Regions from separate parts of the Homo sapiens genome. Here region 2 is linked to region 1. Evidence: chromatin contacts called from ENCODE Hi-C or POLR2A ChIA-PET data. All regions are on one chromosome and are shown on one strand. Each heading gives the region's core, a stretch centred on a gene start or an enhancer-like site at or near the end of the contact. The rest is flanking DNA. Distances are from core to core; before and after follow the strand shown. Region 1 overlaps RUNX2 (RUNX family transcription factor 2). Region 2 holds the start of CLIC5 (chloride intracellular channel 5).

What was found. A loop is a pair of places that touch in the nucleus more often than their neighbours do. ChIA-PET counts read pairs that join two places held with the same protein, here RNA polymerase II (POLR2A). Pooled maps may share reads with other maps.
Region 2: a loop to region 1 is called in a pooled map, with 5 times the contacts of the local background. The contact joins the promoter of CLIC5 here to the enhancer-like site in region 1. A Hi-C loop is called at or near these places in 3 of 168 maps with a recorded cell type or tissue (CD4-positive, alpha-beta memory T cell and naive thymus-derived CD4-positive, alpha-beta T cell) and 10 of 50 pooled maps. POLR2A ChIA-PET finds 5 or more read pairs at or near these places in 1 of 52 experiments (activated CD4-positive, alpha-beta memory T cell).

The regions. Positions count from the first base shown.
Region 1 is chr6:45,432,471-45,438,205 of GRCh38, reverse strand. RUNX2 (RUNX family transcription factor 2) reads right to left here. Exons shown (of 9, transcript NM_001024630.4): 5 at 155-259. Among named protein-coding and RNA genes, the nearest start is that of SUPT3H, 57 kb to the right of the region's middle. Within about 2 kb of position 1,250, at least 5 of the 41 ENCODE cell types and tissues checked have a DNase peak (open chromatin) inside an H3K27ac peak, as active enhancers do.
Region 2 is chr6:46,011,504-46,018,399 of GRCh38, reverse strand. It overlaps CLIC5 (chloride intracellular channel 5), which reads left to right and starts at 2,540. Exons shown (of 6, transcript NM_016929.5): 1 at 2,540-2,920. The coding sequence starts at 2,858. RefSeq lists enhancers at 1,738-2,582, 2,583-3,427, 6,856-6,896 and a silencer at 2,840-2,889.

The sequences.
Region 1 (5,735 bases), core at 1-2,500:
GACTAACTCTCCCTCACTAAAAAAAATATATGCAGATAGCAAAGTCCACAAAGACACTATGGACATGAAAGTGACACTAACTCATTTGGAATAAATTCCTCATAGGGTCTCTGGAAACTCTATTACTTTCTTCAATAAAAAGGGGAGTACTTACTTCTGGGTTCCCGAGGTCCATCTACTGTAACTTTAATTGCTCTGTGATAGGTAGCTACTTGGGGAGGATTTGTGAAGACGGTTATGGTCAAGGTGAAACTCTTGCCTGCAGATATAAAAGGGGAAAATATACAGTGAATATTAAAAAACAGTGTTGATGATTACACAGCAGCATAGATTTCCAAATTGCATTTAAGCATCTCTAAGGAGGCAATGAAACAAAGACAAGAGGCAGGACTCCTTCTTCTAAATTGGAAACCCTCCGATGACCACTTTAGGACATTTCCAAATTTGCTTAGAGTCAAGATCATCGTCCTCATTGTAGTGCTACACAGGAAGACTCCAATTCCAAAAAAGCTCCTCAGTAGCAACAGTTGTAATGAAAACAAAACCCTGGTCCACTTGAGGAAGGTTCTTTTTCTTTCAGTTTTCTCCAACATCAGGAACACATCCAAGCACAGACAATTTTAGAAGTCTTTATTTAGGGTTGGGTCATGACCTCACGAGAGAACAATAGTAAATCATTGTTGATTATGTTATTTACTTCACATAGCTTTAGCATTTCATTTGCTTAGCTGCACTACAATAAGAAGATAAAAGAGGAAAGTTCTTATGGGAATCATTTTAACAGGAGCCAGTGTCTCCTGTCCTGGCCGTAATGTGCCTGTGGTATGATGATTTCATCATTACTGGAACAAAGTTTTTCTCCTCCCTGTCCACCCCTCCCCTAACATACATCCTTGCTGTTAAATCTTGAAATAACCCCCTGACAGCGACTTACTTTTTGCTAAATGAACATGACATCTCTCAGTATAAACTCAAATTTTGCTTTTAGCAGAAGGTGTGCTTCATTGAAATATTACATCTGATGCTTCAAATTAATGAGCTAAAAGCGACGAATAAGAAGGGGAAAAGAGACAGGGAAAAGTTTGGTAGCATATTTGGATGTCTGTTTTCTCCAGAAGAAGATACCATTCTCTGTTGCACAGACTTACTAACAGTTGTAATCAGTTAGATTTGCAACGGTTAATCATGTCAGATAGTCAAAACTGCAAACTGTTACAAGACAGGAAGAGGTGGGCGTGAAACAGTGACTCAATAAAACATTCAGCAATCTCAGGCCAGAGTACTCATTCAGTCTGCTCCTGTAACAGACCTTTAAAAAGCTCATTTTGTTTTGCTTTGTTTTTTGGTCAGAGATTCTTTTTCCCTTACTGAAAACTGAGAGTATTAAACCAAAACACAAATCTTTGACAATATGTACCAATGCAAAGTTTAATGCAGTCTTTTCAAAGCTTAATATGGAACAGGTTATATACAAGGCTTAATGGAGAACAGGTCTTTGGCTGTCAAGTCTAGTGAATGGGTTTTCTTTTCAACCTAGACCATGTAAGTTCCTAAAATCTGTTTAAGACGCACATCATTTGTTACTGAGTATAAATAGTTTTAAGTCTCCTTGGCTATACTTTTCTATAGCCAAGGGGAAAAAAACAGGAAAGAAAAGACAGGAATGGGGTGGGTGCAGTTTGAATAGGGAAAGGTGAATAACAATTAGAAACGTATTAAGTGCCACTTCATACACATTATCTCAATTAATCCTCCCCGCTTAGATCTCTCACCCCCATTGCACAAATAAGGAGGCTGAAGCCTCAAGAGACTTAGTAATTTACCCAAGTTCATACAACTAATAAATGAAAAAATGAAGATCTGAACCTCATTTTTCAGACCCTAAAATTAATGCTCTTTTTTTTTTAAATATTCTGTCACTTGGCCACTTCCTTAAGTGGCTTGATCACTTGCCATTTAAAAAAATTAATAAGTAATTTATTTCTAGATGCGTCCCAATCAGCTCTATGTGCCCAAGAAACAGTAAACATAAATGGACTAATGCAATATCTCAGGATGATGAAAGCATCTATTTTTAAAGTGTCATTGATATATTTTATCCACTATATTGGCTATTACACGGATTTAAATAATTTATAATTGGTTAGCAAAGAGAGGCTTTATTATAAGCGTTAAGACTAACCAGAAGAATAAACCAGCCAGGAGTCTAAACTAGTTACAGAAAACTAAAAGCCTACAGAATTAGAAACCAGAAACTTGAATAGGAAGCCACTGGGTCCAAGTTAGAACCTCAAAACAATGGAAAGATCGCAAAAAGTAAAAGAGCTGAATCTCTAGATTGAAAGTTAATTTACACTAAAACATTTTAAAGTGCCATTTTGGGGTCAGATTAGTGGTCTATGGGCCCAGGATTGCCTTTCTAACAGTGGCTCCCATGGCTGTGTTTCAGAGTCAGTTTTCATCTATGGCACTCATCTTAATAAATCAAGGATATATACAGATCTCAGTTATCCTTAATGTCTCTAAATAACCTGGTAGAAAGATTGTCGGCTGGGCGCGGTGGCTCACGCCTGTAATCCCAACACTTTGGGAGGTGGAGGAGGGCAGATCGCCTGAGGTCAGGAGTTCAAGACTAGCCTGGCCAACCTGGTGAAACCCTGTCTCTACTAAAAATATAAAAATTAGCTGGGCGTGGTGACGCACGCCTGTAATCCCAGCTACTCAAGAGGCTGAGGCACAAGAATCACTTGAACTCAGGAGGCGGAGGTTATAGTGAGCCGAGATGGTGCCACCGCACTCCAGCCTGGGTGGCAGAGTGAGACTCCATCTCAAAAAAGAAAAAAAGATAAAATAGATTGTCCATAAATTTATTTAAACCAGTTTTGGTAACAGTTCTACTTGAGACCTTTACAACTTACTTAGGATATTAAAAGTCATCTATGCTTCCCCTAAATTCAGGGTGACGCCTCATGTAGGAACAAAAGCCAAAAATAAAATTCACCCTTCAAGTATAAAGCATTTAAATTTTCAGAGTAGAATGAGTTCTCTATAAAAAACTGCTTTTAAAAAGAGATGGGTTTGGGGGAGGAAACAAGTAGTTAAGTATAACTATGATCTGCCAAAATCAGACCCTAAGGATCAAGATGTAATTAACAACTACAGCAAAAGTGAATGAGGCTCCTTCTGCTTCTTATTGCCCCTTCAGAAGAAATATGTATGCAATGTTGAAGAAATTTTCAGAAATTACCAACCAATTTAGTAATTGGTTCTTCATCCTATAATAATAATGCACCTCTTAAGTCAAATGTTTATGTGGGCATTCATGATTTCCTTAAATTAATTTTTTCTCAAAAATCCCCTTTTTATCACTTTCCATAAGTGATAAAATACAGCCTGTTATTTTAAAATGTAGGCTCTCAAATAGGGAGCTAGCAGTCAGTAGATAACTAATTGTGTCATCCATGGCTTCATCAGGAAAAAGAAAGCATACCAAAAAAAAATTTAAGGACCAAAATCATTTTAAACACTTCTCTTTAAAAGATTAAGGATAAAAAAAAGGAAAAACCATGAAAAACCTTAAGCCTCTCCTAACTTAATGCAAGTTCCACTGATGCTCTACTTTTATTCTAGCACTTTCAAAAGTTGTGGTCATAAGATGACCCATAAAGTCAAAGTCAGTAGTGACATGACTCCTTTATAATCTAAGATTGTTTTTCAGTTTCTGAGAGTTTATGTTTCTACCAGTGGAAAGAAAAAAAAAAGTGCAATATTTGAGGAACTTGGTGTTTTTTTATAACACTACTGAAAATAGAAATATTTAAAGCCGGGAAAGAAAATACAATGGTAGCAGCATGTTGATCCAGACTTAATAGCTTAAGAGAAATGTAGAAGTGTGAAAATCAAAGAGGAAGCTGGAAGAGTCTGTTATAAAGCAGGTCAGGTACAAAGGGTACAAAGGCAGGTTAAAGGGTTTCCTGCCACTGAAAAACTGACCCATTTTTTTTTCAGAGTGTGATCTGTTATCAGTGTTCTCTGTCCTTTTTTCCTCTTCATCTCAGCTTGATATTACTGTTTCCTTTCATACAATGTTAATGCAGTGATATAAAAATATATTATTAGTGATAAATCAATTTTTCTTTCTCTCTCCACCCACTCCCCCTACCCCCCATCTAAGTCTTGAAGACAAGTCTGGACCAATTTCTCCATCCTGCCTCTGGCAGCAGACTGTAGCATTTCAGATCCTCCACCAAGTCCCGGCTGCTTCAAAGGAAAAATCCTACTTTCTTCAGTTAAGATCATAAGAAATATAGGGGGAGGGGGTCAGCTCTGTTTGGACATAATTACACTTCATCAAAAGAAGCTTTCTTCATCTTCCATGCGTGAAAAGTCTGCAAGCAGTTAAGTCTGTCTTTTTTTTTAAATATAAAAATTGCTATTTGGGAAACCAGCCAAAACTCAGAAAGCCAATATAGTAAAACAGTGCACACCCTTTGTTTCTCTTTGAAGTTTCTTAAATAAATATGTTGAGGGTTTACAAAGTACACTATCACTTTGCCATACTTTCTACTTAAATTGATCAGAAAAAAGTTATGCAGCATCTATATAATACAAAAGTAAGATAAATGAAAACACTAGTTTGAATCTGTAATGTAAAATTAAGCATGGCACCCAATCCTTTAAAAACTAAAATTCATTACTCTAGTTAAAAAAAAAAAGTATTATTACATAAGAAGAAAGATGCAATTCAGAGCATACAGGTAAATCATCATGTTCACATTTTTCTTGATTCTAACTAGAAAAAAAGGAAAACTTTAATTGCATAGTGGACCTGCATAAGTAAATGAGAAAAAGGAAGAATGAATACACACACACACATACTCCAAACCTAATCAGTCAATAGTGATATAGGATGTGTCTTTTTTTCTTCTTTTTATGAAAGTTAACTAAACCTGATGCAGAGATAACTCCCTTAGTTTTGATTCTACCGGAGGCTGTGAGCCTCATTTTATTTCAAACAACATGTCAGTGACAGTATCTCATTAGCATGAATCATTTTTTTTAAGTTAAAAAGTACAACTTCTTGGCCCTGTTCCTAGAAAGTAAACTAACACTACTCATCGGAAACAGCCTTGCTTGAATTTCCCTTATCAAGTTTTTACAATGGTAATAATTTGACATCTGATCCAAACTAAAGAGCAATTATTAGACATGGTTTAAAAAGTGGTGCTCCTCATTTCCTATTCAAACCTGGGTTGCAATGATTCCATAAGGCTTTATTTCACCTCAGTTCTAAAGTGGTCTATTTTCTTTCTTCTTATCAAAATACTTAAAATGGAAATATTAGATTCAGTTAAGTAAATAAATAAGCATAATGCTTCTAATAGTGAGTAACTAGTAAAAGTCTTTCTGTAGAATAAGTAAATAAAAGCCAAAATATTGGCCTCCTTAAAGACTTTTTTAAAAAACATTAACCTCATTTATCAAACAGTTACAAAAACCCTAAAAGGGATAATTTTCTATTTAAGGATCTCTAATTTTTGAATATGGATTCAGATGATGGGAATCCTTACATAGTATGGAACTATTAATATTAGAGTACTAATCATTCATCTGTCTAGGCAACCTTACATAGTCACTCTAACATAAGTAATACATTATTCACTTATTCAAATGAAAAGCCTTATGTTAAAAAAAAACCATGGTTTTTAATAAATTCTTACTATGAGAGTAAATTA
Region 2 (6,896 bases), core at 1,291-3,790, 580 kb before region 1:
CTGTCCAAATTTACAATAGCAGTAGATATTTGGAGAAGATAAAATGAAAGTTAACTCTGATAGGTTTGGGATTAAGGAAAGAGAAGTCATACCACACATTGTTTAGATCATAGCCAAGGAAATGATCGAAAATACGTGTAACACATTTTTCATTAAAACAAAAAACAAAAAACCAAAACCCTCGAAGACATTTTATGCATATAATTTTATTTGCTACTGCCACATTGCCATTAAGAATATTGCCTACACTTCAGTGCAGGGATGTTCTGAGTCTGTGCATCATGCAGCGAAGGCACCAGTCTCCCTCTGTAACCTTGGTCCTTCCCTAAAGTATGTAGTCATTGGTGCAGAATGTACAGCTGTGAAGGTGACTGTTTCTCTAAAGGCTTTGGTGATGTAAGCCTGAAGCCAAGCAGGAGGAAAGCAATTAAACATCACCTTGATTAAGTTATAATGTACCAAGAGAGTTGCACGTTGGGCTTGGTGACTGCTTTCTTCAGGAAGGAGGAATTTGCACTGAGAGTCTGTGGGGACACAGCCTGCCATAAAGGGTAGTGAGGACATCTTTCCCTTTTCTTTGCCTATCAGATGCCTGACCTTTCAGGAAGGTTCAGCTAAAGTGCCTTTTGCTCCATGAAGCCTTTTCCTCTCCTCACCCCAACCATGGTAAATAGTATCTTTACGTGACAGCTTGTATAGCTCCTTCATCTTCCCAATTCATGTGGCAGCCTTAGTTTTCATTTCATGTAACTATTATTCTGAAAGGGATTTTGATCTCTGTTAAGACCGTTAAAACCATGCCTTTGTTTCCTCAAAGTGTGCACTTCCATAGTGTGCACTAAGAAAAGCAGTTTGTAGAGCAGTTGAGAGGACAGGCTCAAGTCTGTCTGGGTTTAAATCCTGACTTCACCATTTCCTAGCTGAATGACTAGGGATAAGTTACTTAAATACTTCATGTCTCAGTTTCCCCACTTGTAAAATTGGGATCATTATACTATTTGTAAATATTATACAAGTTCACACATGTAAAGTGCTCAACATTTTTGCCTAGCACATAATAAGTATTATTACTTATTTTTTTATTAAGCGATAAATTTTTTAATAAAGCTATTAAACAAATACATGTTTTTAGTAAGGAAGGACATAGCACAAACAGGATTAATTAAAGAGAAGGCAAAGAAGACAAAGAGAATTCCACCAGATTCTGGTGCAAAACATTCAATAATTATTTTTTAAAGAACTGAAGGGTGGGAATGTCTGTTGGTGCAACCACTTTAGAAAACCTATGGCAGTGTTTACACAAGGAGAGCATTCTTATACACTACAACTCAGCAAGTCCACTCCTAAGTATACATCCAAGAGAAAAGTGTCTGTGAATCCAACCAAAAGATGTTTGATAGAGAGAATGTTCGTGACAGAGTAGTCATGATAGTCACCTGCACAAATGTCCATTGACAGAAGAATGAATAAGTAAGTGTGTCGGTGAAAATGGATGATACACAACTACACATAGCACAATGGATGAATCTCACAAACATAGTAATGAGCGAAAGAAGCCAGACACCAACATTCCAGGCAAAAAGATCCTATGCTGCTACAAGCCAGAATAATGGTTACCCTGGGACAGTGGAGACGGGAGAAAAGATGTGGAGAGGAGAGAGCAGGAGGAGCTTCTAGGGCTGTGGCTAACATTTTATTCTTCATCTGGCGCTCGTTACATGGGTGGGTTGGATTGTGAAAATTCATTGAGGCATACACCTAAGATATGTGCATCTTTTCTGTGTTTGCATCCTACTTCACTAAAACAACCAGAAGAGAACGGGAATGAAGTAAGATCAGAAAATAAAGGAAGAAATAGAAAGAAAATGAAAGAAGGGAGAAGAAAAATAAACAAACCCAGAAGGCTGAAAGGCATGGAAGCCGCACCTGACCGGGTTGACTCACCCCTCTGCCCCAGGAGCCACCCCTGCCCTGCCCTGCCCGTCCCCAGCACCCTACTCTCCTTTTGCTTAGCCCAAGGATGGCAAATGCCCCTTTTGGTGGGGGTTCTGAGCATCACTAAGACAGGAAGGGCTTTCCAAGTGGGTAAGGCTGGTAGTGGAGTAACTCGGAGGAGCTGACGCTTTATTAAAGAAACAGAAGACTTGAGAGCCATCTCCTCTCTTCCTTCCCCTTCCCCTTTCCCCTTCCTCTTCCCCTTCCCCTTTCCCCTTCCTCTTCCCCTTCCCCTTTCCCCTTCCTCTTCCCCTTCCCCTTTCCCCTTCCTCTTCCCCTTCCCCTTTCCCCTTCCTCTTCCCCTTCCCCTTCTCCTCGACTCTTTCTGCCTTCGCCTCATTATCCGCCCCCAGGACATCCTCTTGGCCTTGGTGGCTTTGCCAGGACCAGCTCTGTCTCCGCCTCCTGCCCTGCGGGGTCTTGGGGCGGGGGGCCGTGGCCCGGCCCAGGCCCGAGCTGCCGGGGTGTCCCCGCCGCGTCCCCGCCCGGCTGACCCCGCCCTGCAGCCGCCGGCTATTTTGGGCGCGTTGGCGGCGGCGGGATCGCTGACAGTCGCGGATCCTGTGACACCTCCGGGCAGCCCGGCACTTGTTGCTCCCACGACCTGTTGTCATTCCCTTAACCCGGCTTTCCCCGTGGCCCCCCGCCTCCTCCCGGCTTCGCTCCTTTTCATGTGAGCATCTGGGACACTGATCTCTCAGACCCCGCTGCTCGGGCTGGAGAATAGATGGTTTTGTGAAAAATTAAACACCGCCCTGAAGAGGAGCCCCGCTGGGCAGCGGCAGGAGCGCAGAGTGCTGGCCCAGGTGCTGCAGAGGTGGCGCCTCCCCGGCCCGGGACGGTAGCCCCGGGCGCCAACGGCATGACAGACTCGGCGACAGCTAACGGGGACGACAGGGACCCCGAGATCGAGCTCTTTGTGAAGGTAGGTCGGGGTCCAGTCTCCCGCCGCACCTGCCGCGCCTCCCGCCGGGCTCACCCACCAGGGCTCGGGGTGCGCTGGACTCCGGACCCTCCCAGGAGGGCGGCGCGGAGCCCTGTGCTCCCCCGTGGCCTTTCCGCAGGCCAGCGCCCCGCTGCGAGGCTCCTGGGCGGAATGGAGGAAGGCAGGTTCCGGCAGGTGGCCGTCTTCTCGGAGAGTTGATCCGCAGTTTGTCCACCCCCGTCCCCGCCTCCGCTGTCACCGCTGCGAGTCCGAGTCCAGAGCCCAGCCCGGACGCGATTCAGGCTGGTCCTGAAAGACGTCTCCAGGTGTCGGGATGCGGCAGAAACCTGGCTGGACCCGTGAACCTTTCCTTTAAAACGGGAGGAGGGGGAGGAATGGGAGAGAAACGTTATTGACACAATGATCTTTGGCAAAGCGAAAATGACATTTCTTAAAATTCTCTTTCTCTCTTTCGCTCAGAGATCCTAAAATAAAAGCCAAGGAGACAAAAGTGTTTTCTTGCTTGGTGACTTGCAAAGCAGAAAACAAGCACTCCATTCTCCGACGTTATTATTTTTGTCATAATCATGATTTTTCAAGGCAGTATCAAGGAAATGTTAGGCGTTTGGTAGTAGGGAGAGCCTCCCGTTCAACCTGATGCAGACAGGGATGAAGGAGCACAGTGCAAATTAAATGAAGTCACCTTGCTCCTTGGACAGAAACTGCCTAATGTCAGAGCTGCTGTACTTTATTTGCAACCTGTAGGAGGAAGGATGGAGGCGAGGCTGCGGCGGCGTTTCCCGGTCCGCCGGTGTAAGGAGAAAGAAACATTTGATCAGCCCTTGGTGCCGACGCTGCAGAAGTAGGGAAACCTGAGGCTGCGGGAGAGTAGCCTCCAGGGCTGAGCAGAAACAGTCGCCAGGACTTGGGGGAGGGGAAGTCGGGGACTGCCTGGGCGCCAAGACCTTTCACAAAGGGGGAAAACTCTCTCAGTGCAAAGTTTCCCTAGAAATATGCAGATCGCTGAGAAGGGAAGAGTCACTGGTGCCTGTCAGGGGCCTCCTGGCAGAATTTAAAAGGCATAAATATTCCCTGGAATTGGGAAAATGTTATTTTGCCCAAAAGATCCTTCTCTACAAGCTAATTAAATAGATGTTTGCAAAAAGTATGAGATCTACATAAACCTTGATAACAATCTGTGGTCTTTGGTACTTTCTGACTCTTAAAATGTGACTTACTTTACACTTGGTACGTGATCTGTCTCCGTTGTCCCAGCCTACCACAAAGGTTTGTTAAATTTCTTCTGCTGGGTTTTACATTCTTTGTGTTTATTTTTCAAGCTTACACCTGACATTTAGTGACACTTGCTTTCTTCAGCCTGTTCTCTTCCCACTGTGGCCCCTGTGTGCTCCTTTGGTTTCTGGGACTCCCCCCACCCCCACCCCAGGCTGGATTTCCAGGTCCTTTGGCAGACCCAGGTAATAAAGGAGGTCATTTCTCGTCTGATGCTGGGTAGTGTTGGACCTTAGGGCAGCAAGGGGGTGTTCTGAACCCCAGCATCCAGGCCTGGGCCCTAGGGGTGAATAGGGAGAGCTTTAACAAAGCGATGAGTCTTGCTGCTCTCCTTGAAGAAAGCGATTCTAGGACTTACTCAGATTCCTTGAGAGTGGTAGTTTCAAGGTGTCAAGTTTCTGAAAGATATTTGAAACACAAATAGGTTCTTTAGAACCAAAGGAGCCCTTTGCCCCACTCCTAGGTGTGGAGACCGATTCTACCTGCACCTTTGGAATTTTCTTGTTGGCAGTGTTGGAGAGTCTCTCCATTTATATAAAAACCTTACTGCACAATTTGCAGCGTTCCCCAAATAATTCTAAAATGACTGTGTTGTCATTTGTTTTTTCCCTAAAGGAAATCAATGAGAGCCAGGCAGGCCTTCATGGCTAGCTCAAAAACCAGATTGATGGGGAGATCAAAACATCAGGTATGAAAGTTGTTTTGACTCCTCCCTCAACCCCATCTTTTTGAGCTTCAGGTTAGCAGTTCTCATTTACAAGTAAATGGGACAAGTAAAGGCTAGAAATATTGTGAAATAAAGATGCTGCCCAGGCCTTACTTGAACTGTGTCATTTGAGGGAAGCAATATCCTTGTTGACAGAATCACACTTTTCCAAAGTTTGGAGTTTCTCTGAGGTACATGATTCCCCATAAAAAGAAAGGCCTTCTTGTTGATGGTGTCAGGTAACTGAAGCTCTTTCTGCAGGGCAGGGTGGGTTGGTTTCTATGAAGACTTCCAAGAAGGATGGGTCCCACCCAGTTATAGTCATGACTTGGTCATTTTCAACACCCCCTTGGAAGGACCTCCCAACCTCTTGTTTCCACTGGGTGTACCACTCTAAATCACAGTCACCTAATGAGTTTCACAATGACATGTAATTGTAATTGTCTCCCACGTCAATTGATAGTCATTATCTGTTACTACTACTGCTGATAATGATAATGATAAGAAGAAGGAAAGATTGCAGCATATTAGGACATAATAAGTATGTTCAAATACCTTATCTCATTTGATCATCAGCAACTTTATAAGGCTTGATTCACTTATGTGAAAGATAAAGAAAACAAATAAACTGGATTCACAGGTACCTTATGAGACTCGCTGTCAGAGCACTTGATGAGCTGCAGTTTGCTCTTCTTGTAACAGCCCAGGGAACTAAGAATGATAATTCCTCCTGTTCTGTTGAACAATACATGTGCTCACAGAAAGTAGGTAAAATGCCCAAAGGTAGATGGCAGATAGCATTCAGATCCAGTCCTCAAATCTAGCAGTTTAGACTTTGAATTTCTTGCTCTTTTCCAAATACCTATATGTCAGGCCTGATACCTTATTTTGCCAAGTTAGGCTTTCAAGTGCCATCATGGTGACATTTATTTATGTTATTAATCCATTCTAATGTGTTCATAGAATGCTTCCAAGGAGACTAACCCATTTCTGCTATGTACTCCGAGTCTTTCCCTTTCGGGGAACATTCTGACAGTGACTTTTAAGAGATTATTTCCCCACATTTTTAGTTTCTACAATAAGAAATGTTAGATCATGTCAACTCTGATTCTAATGTCCCATAATACCTGTGGATGGCGCAGGGATTTGGAGATGCAGTACCTGAGTTCAAGTCTTGCCTCTGCCTCTAATTAGCTAAATGATCCTGAACAAATTATTTAACTTTCAGGAGCCTCACTGGCCCTCTTAAAACAAGAGCATGGTTATAAATAAGGAGACCATATAATTTATTGTCCAAATCTAGACACTTTTGAGAGTGAAAGGGAATGATATCAATAATTAGGCTGGAACCACAGGTATAACCCAGGATAGTTTGGGAGCAAATAAGGATGTGTGGTCATTCTGGTTATGAAAATACTGTCATTGTAGATTTGCTGTGAGGATTCCATGGGAGAACATAGGTGAAAACACTTTGTAAATTGAAAATTGCTGTAAACACACTGACTTGAATATTATGAGTCCCATGGCAGACTGAACCTTTCTGGACCTGCACGTCCCTGATTTGCCTTGGGGAACAAAGGCCTGGCTCCTTCCTCACTTGCAGGGATATTTTGAGAGTAAATGAGATAATATGTAGCTTGGACTTTGATCCTAAGAGGAGGACAACAGGCTAGAGGTAATGGCAGTGAGTGTGGTTTATTGAAAGAAATAGAGCAAGGAAGTAAAAGCAAAACAGAAAGCAATTTGAAAAGACAAACACAGGATGTGCTGTGTAGGTTAGATCAAGGCATTCCACCCATTTGCATTGCTTCCTCCACTCCCAGTCTCACCCCTGGACCCCAGAAGTGACTAATGATACAGACAAGCTCGCCGCAAGTGTCTCTTCAGCCAGGAACTGAGGTTTCAACAGAAACCAGTGGTTCTCAGCCTTCACTACCTATTCAATCCATTGAGAGAGATTTTAAAACTTCTGATGGC